Regions from separate parts of the Homo sapiens genome. Here region 2 is linked to region 1. Evidence: read pairs that join two places in POLR2A ChIA-PET (ENCODE). Cell type or tissue: PC-9. All regions are shown on one strand.

What was found. ChIA-PET counts read pairs that join two places held together with the same protein. Peaks named below come from ENCODE experiments on the same cell type or tissue, not always from the same donor. Only the 100,000 strongest peaks of a DNase experiment are listed, where the experiment ranks them.
Region 2: POLR2A ChIA-PET joins it to region 1 with 5 read pairs; 2 of 35 experiments call an interaction of 5 or more read pairs at or near these places.

What each region holds. Positions count from the first base shown.
Region 1 is chr3:119,157,160-119,165,159 of GRCh38, reverse strand. No RefSeq gene overlaps it. Among named protein-coding and RNA genes, the nearest start is that of UPK1B, 12 kb to the left of the region's middle. In PC-9, no CTCF peak of the experiment used is centred here; DNase peaks (open chromatin) are centred at 3,749, 4,159 and 4,579; H3K4me3 peaks cover 626 bases; H3K27ac peaks cover 2,496 bases.
Region 2 is chr3:119,329,829-119,337,828 of GRCh38, reverse strand. All of the region lies in intron 1 of ARHGAP31 (Rho GTPase activating protein 31), which reads right to left. Among named protein-coding and RNA genes, the nearest start is that of ARHGAP31-AS1, 11 kb to the right of the region's middle. In PC-9, no CTCF peak of the experiment used is centred here; no DNase peak of the experiment used is centred here.

The DNA of each region.
Region 1 (8,000 bases):
CTGCTGGGACAACCACTACTCTCTTCAAAGCTGTCCAGAGAGGGACATTTAAGTCTGCAGAGGTTACTGCTGTCTTTTTGTTTGTCTGTGGCCTGCCCCCAGAGGTGGAGCCTACAGAGGCAGGCAGGCCTCCTTGAGCTGTGGTGGGCTCCACCCTGTTCGAGCTTCCAGCCTGCTTTGTTTACCTAATCAAACAACTAACTCATCAATGGCAGGTGCCCCTCCCCCAGCCTTGCTGCCGCCTTGCCATTTGATCTCGGACTGCTGTGCTAGCAGTGAGCGAGACTCCGTGGGCATAGGACCCTCTGAGCCATGTGCGGGATATAATCTCCTGGTGTGCCGTTTTTTAAGCCAGTTGGAAAGCGCAGTATTAGGGTGGGAGTGACCCAATTTTCCAGGTGCTGTCTGTCACCCGTTTCTTTTTTTTTTTGATGTTTTATAGTCGTCTGTTTCAGTGTGTCTCCCCTTTCTTTGACTAGGAAAGGGAATTTCCAGACCCCTTGCGCTTCCTGTGTGAGGCGATGCCTCGCCCTGCTTCAGCTTGCGCATGGTGCGCTGCACCCACTGTCCTGCGCCTACTATCTGGCACTCCCCAGTGAGATGAAACTGGTACCTCAGTTGGAAATGCAGAAATCACCCGTCTTCTGTGTCACTCACGCTGGGAACTGTAGACCAGAGCTGTTCCTATTCGGCCATCTTGGCTCCTCCTCACTGTGCTCTAGTTTATCTGTCACTGCTATCTCATCTGCTTTCTGTTATCAGAAATCATAAAAATCTCTGGTCTCTTTCTCTTCTGCTTTAAGTATTACAGTGAATTTACTTCCTTTTGTAAATCTTTACTGAAATGTTAGTGGAGTTTGAGGAGGATTTTTTCTTAAAAAATTAAAATACTGAATTAGGCAAACAATTTATTCTGCCTATTGGAATCCCCTAGGTGTTCATAATAATAGGCCACAGTACTACTCTCCATCTGGTATTAGATTGTTACAAATTCTGCAAACAGTATAAAAAAAATAGCCTGAGACTCTAAGGTACTAGCACACTGGCAATATTAGCATATTGTTTGTCTCTTATAAAAACACAGTGTTTTCTGAGTTTTATCCTTACAAATAAAAACACAGAGTTTTCTGAGTTTTATCCTTACAATGTTTCCAACCAAAAAATTGACATGAAGATTGAAGCATAGGCACAGAATCACCTGAAACCATACTTGTCCACATCCCTATACACACACATATATCTAGGCACATGTGAGCAGAAAACACTAACAGACATAATTACACTTACATACTCATAACTTATTCTCAAGAATAGGTGAGTTTGAATAGAGTTATTAAACAGGTTAAATACGTAAGAACAAAAGAAGATAGGTGGAGAAGAGTGGGTGAGTAGAGCTGAGAATGAGTTACTAGTCATGAAATACTACAAGGTTAATTTTAAAAATAAATCATATTCAAGAGACCAAAGACCAAAGAATAAAACAAGGGAATTTGTAAAGAGTAGGGGAAATAGGAGAATAATTCTCCTGGAAGGCTAAGATACTCTTGTTTTTGTTGTTTCTGAGTTTCACAACTATTCTTCTTCTTCCCTGTCATAAGGTGGAACTTAAAAATATTAACCTCGACATGTTTTAAAAATGGCTTTGTTTATATATAATTCATACACCATAAAATTAACCCTTTTGAAGTGTACAATTTAAGTGGTTTTTAGAATATTCACACTTACACAAATATTATCACTACCTAATTCCAGAATATTTTCTTCCCCCCAAAAGAAATCTCATGCCCATTAGCAGTCACTCCCTATTACCTGCTCACTGCAACCCCTGACAACCACTAATCTACCTATGTCCCTATGGATTTTCTTATTCTGGACACTTCATAGAAATGAAATCAAGTGGTTTTCTATGTCTGGCTGCCTTTATTTAACACAATGTTTTCCAGACTTATAAAAGTCATAGTTGTGTATCAGAACCTTATTCCTTTATATGGCTGAATAATAATCCATTGTATAGATATATCACATTTTTTCATTTTGAATTAAAAAATTTTTTGATTGTGGTAAAAACATAAAGTAAAATGTGCCATTATAACCATTTTAAAGTGTACAGTTGAGTAGTGTTAAGTATATTCACATTGTTGTGCAACAGATCTCCACAAAATTTTCATCTTGCAAAACAGAAAGTAAATCCATTAAATTGCTCCCTATTTGCCCTCCTCTTAGTCCCTGGTAATCAGCTTTCTGCTTTCTGTTTCTGTCAATTTGACTACTTTAGATACCTCATATAAGTAGAATCTCATAATATTTGCTTTTTGTGACTGGTTTATTTCATTTAGCATAATGTCCTCCAGGTTCACCTATGATGTAGCAATTGACAAGATTTCCTTCTTTTTTAAGGCTAAATAATATTCCATTGTATGTATAGACTATATTAAAAAATCCATTAATCAGTTGATGGATATTTGGGTTGTTTCTATTTTTTGGTTATTATGAATGCTGCTATGAGCATTCGTGAACAAGATTTTTTGTGGACATATGTTTTCAATTCTCTTGGGTATATACCTATGTATTAGTCAATTTTCATACTGCTGTGAAGAAATACGTGAGACAGGGTAATTTATGAAGAAAAAGAAATTTAATGGACTCACAGTTCCACATGGCTGGGAAAGTCTCACAATTATGGCAGAAAGAGAAGGAGGAGCAAAGTCATCTCTTACATAGTGGCAGGCAAGAGAGCATGTGCAGGGGAACTGCCCTTTATAAAACCATCAAATCTCATGAAAACTCATTCACTATCATGAGAACAGCATGGGAAAATCCTGCCCCCATGATTCAATCACCTTCCACCCGTCCCTCCTGTGATACATTGGGATTATGGGAGCTGCAATTCAAGATGACATTTGAGTGGGGACACAGCCAAACCCTATCAACCTAGGTGTAGAATTACTGTCATGTAATAACACAATGTTTCACTTTTTGAAGAACTGCAAAACTGTTTTCCAAAGTGGCTGCACCATTTTACATTCCACTAGCAGCGTATGAGGGTTCTAATTTCCCTATATCCTCACTGAAACTTACCGTCTTTTTGATTATAGTGAGTGTAAGATGATATCTCATTGTCGTTTTGATTTACATTTTTCTAATGACTAATGGTGTCATATTTATTCTTTAAATGGAAGAAGGGAGGAGAAAGATGAAGGAAAACTGCTCTAGTAGCTTTGCTATTACTGTGAGGAAATCAGGGTGGCTGGGGAATGATTTGAGGGAGGGTAATCAGAATTGCTCAGGTAAAATCCAATATTACTACCGTTGATAATATTACTAAAATAATCAGGACTAACAATGTCCATTACTGTTCTAAGTGTTTTTATAAACATCTCTAACAACACTTGAGGCACTTCATAGCTGTATGAAAAACCTGTTTTGCATAAGCTTCTTTAAAGGATTCCTTCAAGGGAGGTCATGTATTTTGATCTCCAGTTACTCTGACATTGAAACATTTATTTTCCTTTTATATTCGACATAGCCATCCACGTCCTCTTTCAGTTTTACTCCAAAAGGGCCAGTTCTAAGATGCCTCTTTCTCTTCTGCTTGATGGTAAGTTCCACCCAGATTTTTTAGTGTTTACTCCTGGCCTGGGACTACTTCCTTCCACTTAGGGACTAAGAGCTGAATACACTTTTAGCTGATTGGTCTTCTATATTAGATAGCTCTTTCAGTAGACAGCCTGAGTCATTGCATATGAAGCTTGATCTTCATTTTCTCCCTTTTCTTCTTAGACAAACATTTTCAGACAGGTTCACTGTACCATACCAAGCCCATCCCTCTTATCCGTTGCCTCATTCTGAAAGGTCAAAAATGAAGTTGTGAAAGGCATCCCAGAAGGCCAACAAGAAAGGCTGAAGTGGCTGGTGTGGTTGGGTCTCAAATGTTCTGCTTTAAGAAACATGGCAAAACGGTCTGGTCTTAGGATTGAAAACCAGTGAACTAAACTTAATCATTAATTTCATTTGTTGTTGATAACATTTGAGTTTTTGTCACTAAAATATTATTGGTCCATTTATCTTTGGATTATTTTATTCACCCAACTAATTGGTATGACCTTAGTTGTGTAACTCAAACTTTTCCCACAGGTTTACTGCAAGTTTATCAGCTTTCACCTAGTTTTGCCAGCCCACAGTCAACACAGCTCCTTATCTGTTTGAATGAGAACAATTTATTGAGTTTGAGCACATGTACATTTTGTGGACAACTGAAAAAAAAAACCAAGTAAACTTTGAAATTATAAAGTGATTTTTATATAATTTTAAGAAATGAAAGATATAAAAAAATAGAGTTTGTGTGTGATTGTTCAAGCAGAAACTTAATTTATTGTAATTCAACCATATAACAATACCAATTCATCAACTAAACATTGTAAAAACTCAAGTCTCCTGTAATGTTCAAATAGAAATTAAATGGAGGGTTCATATCACAAAAGTAGTATCAGATGATCATCTCAGTTATGATCTTTAGGCAGACACACTCATACCAGACAGACCAAGTTAAGAATTTTTGCATTAAAATACCAGTTGAACTGGTTATACATTCCACATGATGCAGATACTCTTTAAGGGAAAAGGTAATGAGAAAGTGATGTTCTGCCTCACCCACAGGTGTGTACGGAGCAGTATAACATGTTTGAGTTTTGCTGTAGGTTACAAATCAGAAGTGAGCTATCCATAGGAAAAGATTAGAATCACATCCACTAATGGCAGAATATAACAAACAAGGTTAAAGAAGAAACAGCAAAAATAAATAAGAGATATTACAACAATAATCTTTCATTAAGAAAAAAATGCTGTGATAAATTCTTTTTCACACATTTTTTGATTAGACATTTTGTAAATAGCTTGGAGACAGATTTATATGCTTTATAAGAAGTACATATAAATTGCTAGTTGTGATTTGTGGACTTATTCAGAGATTTAGGGGAATGAGTATTGAAATATCAATGCATGCATAAGTATAATGTGTATATTTTTGTATGATTATCCAGAGATATCTGTAATTGTTATGTAAATTTTACATAGATATTCTATAGATTTTTTACTTAAAAATTAATAATGCATTCAGGTAGAGTCACCACTAATGTCTATTCAAAACCATTTTTTTTTCAGATGGAAAACAGAACATAGTATTGACACATGATTGTAAACAATACTGAAGAGAGGCTCGTTCTTTGTAGATTTCACATTTTGTCTCTCTTTTTCATCATTTCCTGCACCTAGGGAGAATGAAAAACAATTTTTTTCCACTAGCAATTTTGGTTTACTTGGAATTACCATATTTTGTGAGGCTAAAATATGTAGAGATTCAAAATACAGAAATCCTTATATTGAGATGGTGCAAATAATTTGTACTTTGATACATCAAGGACATATGTTACAATCTCTGTGGGAACCATTATAAAATATCGTGAGGATTATAAGAGCAGTGACCACATTCTGGATGAGACTGTAACAGTAGATCCATGTCATATATATATGTCCAAAACCCACAGAATGTACAACACAAAGAAAGAACCCTAATGTAAACTATGGTCTTTAGTTAATAATAATGTATCAATACTGGCTCACCAATTTGTAACAGGTGTACCACACTAATGCAAAATGTTAATAATAGGAGAAATTAGTGGTGGGAGATGAGGGAAGGGTAAGGAGATATATGGAAACTTCTTTCTGCCCAATTTTTCTGTAAATTTAAAACTGCTCTAAAAAATAAAGTTCACTAATTTAAAAAATTTCCCCAATAAGAAACAACAAAAAATAAAAGTAGATAGCTTCTAAGCCAACAGAGGGAAAAAATGGAATGATAAAAGAAGGCAAAAAGTAAAGAAAAAGAAACATAACAAGTAGGGCAAATAGCACATAGCAAAACAAGAGATTGAACCTCAAATATATCTTTAATTGTACTAATTGTAAATGGTTAAAAACTTGCCATATTTGAATACTAATGATAAAAAAGCAAAAACTCAACTATATGCTATTTATAAAAAACATATCTGAAACCTAAGAACAGGGGAAAATTAAAAGTAATAAGGATAGAAAAATATAGTACCATTTACATGTTAACAAAAATAAATCTGGTATAGCCACAGTAATGTTGAACCAAGTAGTCAGAGTATGTGATATACCTCTTTATAATAAATAGTTAAATTTACCAGAAATAAATAAGAATTCTAAATTCATATACACTTAATAACATAACCCCAAGCACATATACACAGCAAAAACTGACTGAACTATAGGGAGACAGACAAATTCACAATCATATTAGAAGACTTGAACAACATGTTTAGTAAGCCTGACCCAATGGATACATTCAGAACACTTGCCAATGATTGCAGAATAAACCTTTCTTTTAAACTACAAAAAATTTATTCACAACTATTAACCATATGCTGTATCATAAAGCAAGTAAACACATTTCAAAGATTTGATGTTATACGAAGTATGTTCTATGAGCAAAGTGCAATTGACTTAGAAACCAAAAGATAACTACAAAATCCAATATCTAATAATTTGTACAAATAATATAATGTCCCCAAACCCATAAGTTGAAGAAGAAATTATAATACATATTAGAAACTATCTAGAACTAAATTAAATGAAAATACCACATATTTAAATTTATGTGATAAAGCTTTAAATGCAAATATTATTTTTTAACAAGGAGGTTCTGCTTCCTAAATACACGAAAGGCACTTAAAAATGACTCCTGCAGGTAACAGCTGTATACAATGGACAAAATAAAACACCCACCTCACCCACTACAAACAAACCAACACAAAAATCAAACCAAACCAAAACATAACTTCCTGAAGGCTCTGGAGCCTAAACAAAGACAGATAAATTTTAAAGGAAAGTCTAAACTTGGACCAAGTGACCAAAATGAGTTCTTCATTTCTTCAACTTTGACCCAATAGTAATAACAGTCATAGACAGCTGTGGCAGTGCAAGAACGCCTAAAACTCTGATAAGAAATCCTGCTGTCTTTCTGTATGGAAGAATCAGGGGAAGTAGCCTGGCCAAATATGACCAGATTCTGAAGAGTGAGGGAGAATTCTGAAAGGGGAAAAAGATTCTCCAATATTGTGTATGAACTTCAGGCTGACCCCTAGAACGTGTACTCATAGGACAAATTCAAAGTAATGTGAATTGATCTGAGCGATGACCTGTTAATCACATGAGGCAAGAAAGAACTTACTTTGAATCTAACCATATTAACTGCCATTTTAAAAAAATCAACATTTATCAGAAGACTATAGCTAATCTCAGTCTACACAATATAATATTAACGATATCCCAGGTTATCTAAAATTATTCTACTTATAGAAAACATAGATATTCACTTTAAATGAAAAAGACAATCAATAGATGCCAACTCCAAGATGATCTGGTATTGAGGTTACTAGACAAGCACTTTATTTTTGAGACAGAGTCTCACTTTGTCACCCAGGCCGGAGTGCAGTGGTGCAATCTTGGCTCACTGCAACCTCCACCTCCTGGGTTCCAGTGATTCTAGTGCCTCAGCCTCCCAAGTAGCTGGGATTACAGGTACACACCACAACACTCAGCTAATTTTTTTTTTTTTTTTTTGAGACGGAATCTCGCTCTGTCGCCCAGGATGGAGTGCAGTGGCACGATCTCGGCTCACTGCAAGCTCTGCCTCCCAGGTTCACACCATTCTCCTGCCTCAGCCTCCTGAGTAGCTGGGACTACAGGTGCCTGCCACCATGGCTGGCTAATTTTTTGTATTTTTAGGAGAGACGGGGTTTTACCATGTTGGCCAGGCTGACTTCGAACTCCTGGCCTCAAGTGATCTGCCCACCTTGGCCTCCCAAAGTGCTGGGATTATAGGCATGAGCCACTGCACTTGGCTCTAGACAAGCACTTTAAAGCAGCTGTAATAACTAACTATGCTCAATCAAATAAAGGAAAATACACCAGAAATGAAG
Region 2 (8,000 bases), 170 kb before region 1:
GTCTAGCTAAAGGTTTGTAAACACACCAATCAGTGCTCTGTGTCTAGCTAATCCGGTAGGGCACTTGGAGAAATTTTCTGTCTAGCTAAAGGACTGTAAATGCACCAGTCAGTGCTCTGTGTCTAGCTAAAGGTTTGTAAACGCACCAATCATCACTCAGTAAAAACGGACCAATCAGCACTCTGTAAAACGGACCAATCTGCACTCTGTAAAACGGACCAATCAGCTCTCTGTAAAATGGACCAATCAGCAGGATGTGGGTGGGGCCAAATAAGGGAATAAAAGCAGGCCACTGGCACCCACAGTGGCAAATCATTTGGGTCCCGTCAGTATTGTGGAAGCTTTGTTCTTTTGCTTTTTGCAGTAAATGTTGGTGCTGGTCACTCTTTGGGTCTGTGCTGCCTTTATGAGCTGTAACACTCACCACAAAGGTCTGCAGCTTCACTCCTGAAGTCAGCGAGAGCATGAAGCCACCGGGAGGAAAGAACAACTCTGGACGCGCCAACTTTATGAACTGTAACACTCAACGCAAAGGTCTGCAGCTTCACTCCTGACGTCTGTAAGACCATGAACCCACCAGAAGGAAGCAAGTCTGGAGATGTCCGAACATCAGAAGGAACAAACTCCAGATAAACCGTCTCTAAGAACTGTAACACTCACTGCCAGGGTCCGCGGCTTCATTCTTGAAGTGAGCAAGACCAAGAGCTCACCAATTCTGGACACAGCACCATTATTCACAACAGCCAAAAAGTGGAAACAATTCAAATGTCCATCAACTGATGAATGGATAAACTGTGGTATATCCATAGAATAGAATATTATTAGGTAATAAAAAGGACTTAAGTACTAACATAAGCTTTAATGTGGATATCCCTTGAAAATATTGTAAATGTAAGAAGCCAGAAACAAAAAGCCAGATGATTCCGTTCATATGAAGTGTCCAGCATAGACAAATCTGTAAAGATAGAAACTAGATTCATGGTTTCTTAGGGCCGGGAGAGTAGGTGGGAAGGTGGGGCAATGGGAAATGGCTATTAATGGGTATAAGGTTTCTTTTGAGGGTGATGCAAATGTTGTAAGATTGATTGTGGTCATTGTTGTATAGCATATGATTATACTAAAACTATTGACTTGTATACTTTAAATAGGTGGCTGTGTGGTATGTTAATTATATCTCAATAAAATTAAAAATAAAACCAGCAGTAAATGCAGCAATTGTTTAGAACTTAGACCAACAAAATATTTTGTGGGGAGGAATATTTTATCACTGTCAATATTAGAATTATCAGTGCTTGGTGATTAAAACCCACTCTTGGTTTTATTGTCATTTTTAACTTTTCTGCTGACGACACATCCCCTTATTTTGGGTATGCAAGGTGTCCCTCTCCCGCTGCTGCATGATGGTACATCCCTGCTGACGTGGTCAGTGTAGATCTACACTATGGCCCATCTAGCGACTGGCTGATGTAAATTGCTTATATGTAGAGAAAAGTCTAATTTGGGACTTACAAGAAATTTTAAGAATTTAAAAAATAAAGTGATACCCATTTTAGGAAGTCAAGAGCCATTTCATATGAAATAAAACCTTTTATAGTTAAATGAATCTTCTGTAGACTTCTTAACTCAGAACCAGTATTTCTGTTTTGTTTTTTTGAGACCAAGTTTCACTCTTGTCACCCAAGCTGGAGTGCAGTGGCGTGAACTTGGCTCACTGCTACCTCCGCCTCCCAGGTTCAAGCGATTCTCCTGCCTCATCCTCCAGAGTAGCTGGGATTGTAGGCACCTGCCACCAAGCCTGGCTATTTTTTTTGTATTTTTAGTAGAGAGGGGATTTCACCATGATGTCTAGGCTGGTCTCGACCTCCTGACCTCAAGTGATCCGCACACCTTGGCCTCCCAAAATGCTGGGATTACAGGCTTGAGCTACCGCTCCTGGCCAGAATCCGTTTTTAAACTCAACCCAGAATCTAGATTTCCTGTGCACTCGGGCAGCTGTTGATGCCCATTTGCAGATTGGCTGTCTTCATGAACCATGAACAATCCCTAGGTACAAATGTCTGTTGCTCTTTCCAACCCCAAAACCAGAACAACTCCTGACAGCTGTGGAGACACTGCCCCCAAGGCTATCTTACCTTGCAGCCACAGACCAATGCCCCTCCTCCTCAGAGTGCAGACCCCCACTGCTGTGTGGCTGCCACATACTCCTCTTCGCCTAACTGGGCCCCAAATCCCTGTGGAAGCCTGTGTTCTCCTCCCCAATACCATTCTCTTCCTATGTTTCTCACAGCGCCACTGGTTTCACCAAGGAGAACGCATTTCCACAGACATCCCCTGGCCTGCCCTGGCCTAGGGGCTCCTCAAAGTGTCTCCACTTTGAGGACCGGGGTTAGGGTTCTCCAAAACTTGGCTTGCGTCCTGGCAATGTCATAAATGGTGGTCAGTTCCTACAATGTGATAAGTGCTATTTTTAAAAAGACTTTATGTACATTATCTCCTGTGATTCTTGCACTTTTTAGAAGCTAGACATTATCTCAATTTTGATAAGACTGAGGCTCAGAGAGATTAAATAATTTGTCTCAAGTCACATAGCCAGTATGTGAAAGAACTACGATAGAAATCTATGGCTTCTGCTTCCCATGCCAGTTCAGTATTACATAGAGGAGTAGGCCACAGTGAAATTATAGTCTGCATAGACTTTTGTTGGCTGGGCTTAGAGCCTAACCACCATTTTAGATCTTTTTTTTTTCCCATGGGAAAATGAATTTCAAATTCTGAGCAATCAACATACAAGTGTTCTTCTACAGCATAACTCATTTTTAATTTGGAGACTATCTCCATTGTCTTCCTACTGAAGGGTTTCATTTCTATTGATTCCTTTATCTTACTGGTCAGGACCCAAAAGGAGGATTGAAAAGTAAAGGCTTTAGAGTCAGACTAGGGCCTACCACTTAATTGATGTGACCTCAAGCAAATTACTTAACTTCTCTGGGCCTCAGTTTCTTCCTTTGTAAAATAAGGGCAACATTACACATATAGGATTATTGTAAGAATTAAATGAATAATGCACGCTTGTAAAGTGCTTAGTGCAGTGCTTGGTGCAGAGTCAGCCTCCAATAAACGTGGACTTCGTTGTTCAATGGGAGAGTCAGGTTGACTACAACCTGGAACATATCCCTGCTGGCCAGGGATGGTCCTTGTTTATTCCTATCATGCAGATGAAATTATTAACAGCACTCCCTTCTACTCTTAAGGTGCCCCAACTTGGATGATAAGTTATATGGGTCACCCTACCTGAAGATGGGCCCAGAAGGCATGACTTCGAGGGGACCACAAAGCCCCAAGGCTGAAGCTCCCTAATCACAGGGAAATTTGGCCTTTGTCAAGAGCATCTCACCAGGGAGCTGAGAGCTACTATTTGGATGTTTCCAGAAGCAGCAGCTGGGTTCTCAGTGAGGGTCTGAAGCCAGGAAGAGAGGCTTCAGGGATAAGGGAGCCCAGCCAAAGGCACCAGCAGTCACGCAAGTGTCTGGTCCGACAGGAGCCCTGCCAAGGAGCCAGGCCAAAAGGACAGGGTGGGGGCTGGAGTGGGGGCCAAGACGGCAAGCCAAACAGGAGATGAGGGGGAGCCGGGAGATGAAGTATCAGGGACACCACTAAGGGAAGTCAGCAAGGTGCTGGAAGGGCAAGAGGTCTCACTGTGCCTGGGGGAAGGGGGTCCCTGGGCATCAGTCCCCCTCCAGGAGCCTATATTCCACTCTTCTTTGTCTTTAAAGGAGTTGAGGCACTGTCTAGGGCACATCTGGGTCATATCCTTCTCCAAGATGCTGTGCACATGTGCCAGGGTTGATAAGTGACTCTGAGACTGTTGGTGATAACAAAGACCAAACATAAAGCAGGCAATGTCATTTAAACCTCCCACCACATTTAATGAGCAGGATTGGCAGCTTATTTCAATTTTACTTCAGTACTTAACTTCTCACAAAGTAGCAGTCATAAAACACTTCTCATAATGAGGTGTAATAATTGAAAGCCCGAAGAACCAAGAGGCAGCATGGTGAAAAGAAAGGAATAAAACGGTGAGAGTCGGAACTAGGTTCTATCCTGCTTCTGTTCTGCCTCTTCCTGACTCTGAATTTTTAGGTAAGTCACTTCACCTCCCTGAGCTCACCTGTCAATGGAGGTAATAAGTGTTGGGAAGGAAAAGTGTGGGGAGGCACGGATTACAAAGGCTGCAGAGTGCTACACAAATCTAAGCTAGACATCTCTCTAATATGATAATAAAGTAGGACTTTCTAAAATAAACATTTATCACATGTATTAAGAAAAAAGCTCAGAAAAGACGAAATACTTTTAAAAAGAATATAGCTGGAGTAAACGTAATGAACAAATTCTAGTACTACAGCAAAATCAGAACAACTTCAGATACTAAAGAAATGCTCCTTTACACAGTGAGTAATATGCTAGTGGGAGCTGCTAACCTTGGCTCCTTCCAGAAATGTACAACAGTTAGAAAACATAAATATCTTCTCAAAAAGTTAGGATACATACACAGATAATAGGTTCATAGTGGAAAATTAATATTAATGAAAATTCAGAGTCCCTTTTTGAAGAAAGAGCAATATTTCTTTCCAACAAACATGCCTGGTTCAACCCAGAATGCTGGGTTGGGCTGTTTGGGTCCAGTATTTCCAACATATGGAACAAATAGCACCTTTGATGAGGGCAGCAAAATGCGATAGATGACGCATGGGCTCTGGGATCTGATGAGCCTGGGCTCTTATCCAAGTTGGCCCTTAGTCTTCTATATGACTTTAGGCAAGTTATTTAGCCTCGCTGAGCCTTGATGCTCTCAACTGGAAAATGAAGATAGCAGTATCTACCTAATAGGTTGAATTAAATAACATCTGCTATACTTCAAGTAGAGTGCTTGGCACAGAGGAGGGACTAGTAAATGGAAGTTCTCATTATCACTGTGAAAGTACCTTGACCTCTGCTTAGCACTGTCAGGAAGTCAGGGACAAAGACCATGACAATTGCCTGCTACTTGTCAACATGAGTGAGCAGCAGGGCAAAGCTGCCAAAAAAAGGCTCACTCAGCCAGGCTGCATGAGTAATGAGTACCAATACAGGTCTGAAAGTCGTGCGTGCATGCGTGTGTGTGTGTGTGTGTGTGTGTGTGTGTGTGTGTGTGTGAGAGAGAGAGAGAGAGAGAGAGAGAGAGAGAAAGAGAGAGAGAGAAAGAGATCCCTGTGCACTCTGCTCCAGAGAGACTACATCTGGAGGATTGGCTACAGCTTGTAGAAGCACATCTTAAAATACAGGGAATCCGGCCGGTGCGGTGGCTCTTGCCTATGTAATCCCAGCATTTTGGGAGGCCGAGGTGGGTGGATCACCTGAGGTCAGGAGTTCAAGACCAGCCTGGCCAACATGATGAAACCTCATCTCTACTAAAAATACAAAAATTAGCCAGGCATGGTGTCGGGCGCCTGTAATCCCAGCCACTTGGGAGGCTGAGAGAGGAGAATAATTTGAACCTGGGAGACAGAGGTTGCAGTGAGCCGAGATCATGCCATTGTACTCCAGCCTGGGTGACAAGAGCAAAACTCTGTCTCAAAAAAAACAAAAAACAAGGAATCCAGAGGAAGATAAAGGGAATCCAGAGGACCTAAACACTAGCTCATTTGGAGAATGGTTGAAGGAGCTGGCAGATTTAACCTGGAAAAGAGAAATCTAAAGGCGAAGTAATAACTTTTAAAATAATTAAAGGGCTTCAAGCAGAAGTAGATGGAAACATATTCTTTCTGACTTAGAAAGCAAAACAGGACCCAAAGACAGAAATGACAGAGGTGCTGTTCAGCTCAGTAGTAGAAAGGACTCTCAGTCCCGTGGAGCTCTTCACCTAAGGGAATGGGCCGTGTAGTGAGGCGGTGCAGGCAGCCAGGCCCTGCAGAAGCTGAGCAGAAGCTGGATGACTCCTGGGTCCAGGATTCCTGTACTGGGTTGGGCTGGGATTAGCTGCCCTATGAGGTTTCTTCTGAGTCAAACTTTAAGACAGCCCTGATTTTCATAATCCTGCTAAAATTGTTTTGTCCTTGTTAAATCATATTTTATCAATCTCAAGTCCCTCAAAATGGCTGAAGAGGTGATTATGCCTGAATACATTAAAAGCCAGAGGAAATAGTGAATTTAGGGCTCTTGGAGCTGTTTTCTTTTTGTCATTAGATTCAGAATGTTTTTGATGATTTTCATTCTAGTCAAGGACTCATGAATATTCATGAGCGTTTGCAGGTACTATATATACACCTTCTTCCCTCACTCCTTTTCAAAATCCAACATGGAGTCAGAGTTTTATTTTTTACTGTTTTGTCTAAAATTTAAAGTATTTTTAAATTTAAAGTCTAAAAGTAATTAATACGGCTTCACTTAACCTATTCCATTTTTATTCTTTTCTCTCAAATTGTTCAGAACATATACTCTACATACACACAGAAGAAAAGTAATTAAAGGGCCGATTTTGATCGTCTTTTTTTCCCAAATACAACCATGTAAACTACATTAGTTATCTCATCTCTATCATGGAGTGCTACAGAAATGTGACTCGGGGCTGAAACAATGTTTTATTATTTAGCATGGGGACCCTGGGGCAGATTTGTGGACCTTATGGTCTTAGCCAAGCACCCCTGGAACTCATTTGACCAAGGGCAGGCCATCAGAAGTGGACATTTGAACCATGTCAGCAGTTTCAGAGAAGCACCCAATGACATTTTAATCTGAAAGATTATAAACAACCTCACTCCCACCACTAGCCATGCCACCTCCTGAAGAATGTGCAGCGTGGTGGATCTGAAGGAGCCATTGATAAGGAGGAAAGTAGCTTGAAAGCAACCTGGTGAAGCAAGAGTTTGACAGCCGAGATTATTTTTAATGCTTTCAAAGGCACACACTTTATAAATATATCGCACATATACAAAACAGGTCTGTTCCTATGCGTAATATGTGTATGTAACAGTCTACTTAAAAGCATTTCAAAGCCCATTTAGTTATAGTTTCTCCTAAGTGGTGTGGGTAAATGATAAAGAGATAAAGGAGGACAAGGGCCCTCCCCACAGAACCATAGAAGGCTCTAGCTGACAGTCACTTGGAGACAATCTCCATTTGCTTCACTGTTTAGATGAGGAAGCTGGGATTCCAAGGGGAGGTGACTTGCTTAAGGCTCACCAGAAAATTAGCTCTAACATAATAATAAATCCAGGTTTATGGTTCCAAAACTAGAGTTTACTAATTGATGGTGGAAAGAAACCATCTACACTGTAAACAACCACAAAACAACCCTAAAAACAAACAAAGCCACTGAGAGCCAGGAGTCATGGTTCTTATCCCAGCGAAGGAATGCACACCCTGCCTGATTTCCTGGCCACTGCAACACAGACCATCGGGTCATGGGATTATCATGCTGTTGGTATGGAATACAAGATGGCTGGTTTTTCCTATGATGCCCGCACACTGAGCTGATGGCATCACCCTGCTTTGTAATGGTAGATCCAGCCATGCCATCCTCTGCAGCTTGGGCAGCTCTGGGTTCTCTAGGATAGCTGAATTGATTCACTAAAGATATGAAGAGGCACATGGGAAAATACACAAATCCCACCCTCTACATTCTCCCAACTGCAGCTCCTGCCTTTGAGCTTCATTTGCTGTTTTCCTGAAGGCTCTCTCCACAACACTAATTGGGGTGATTAGATCAGTTCAAACAATCAGACGATTGAATGGAAATATCTACCACACTAGTTGGTTTTATGAAGCAACTGGCAAATGGAGTCACCGATGATAGTGGAAACTCACCCCGCATAGACACAGACTCATTCTCTTCTCCACTTTGACTTCTTCAGCGTCTTTGTTTGTTTACCCAGACAGGGTCTTCATTTACCAGGTTTCTCAGCACCAGTGAGGACTCACACAATGAGGCTTGGATAACACTTTGGTGGGGACAGTGCGGACAG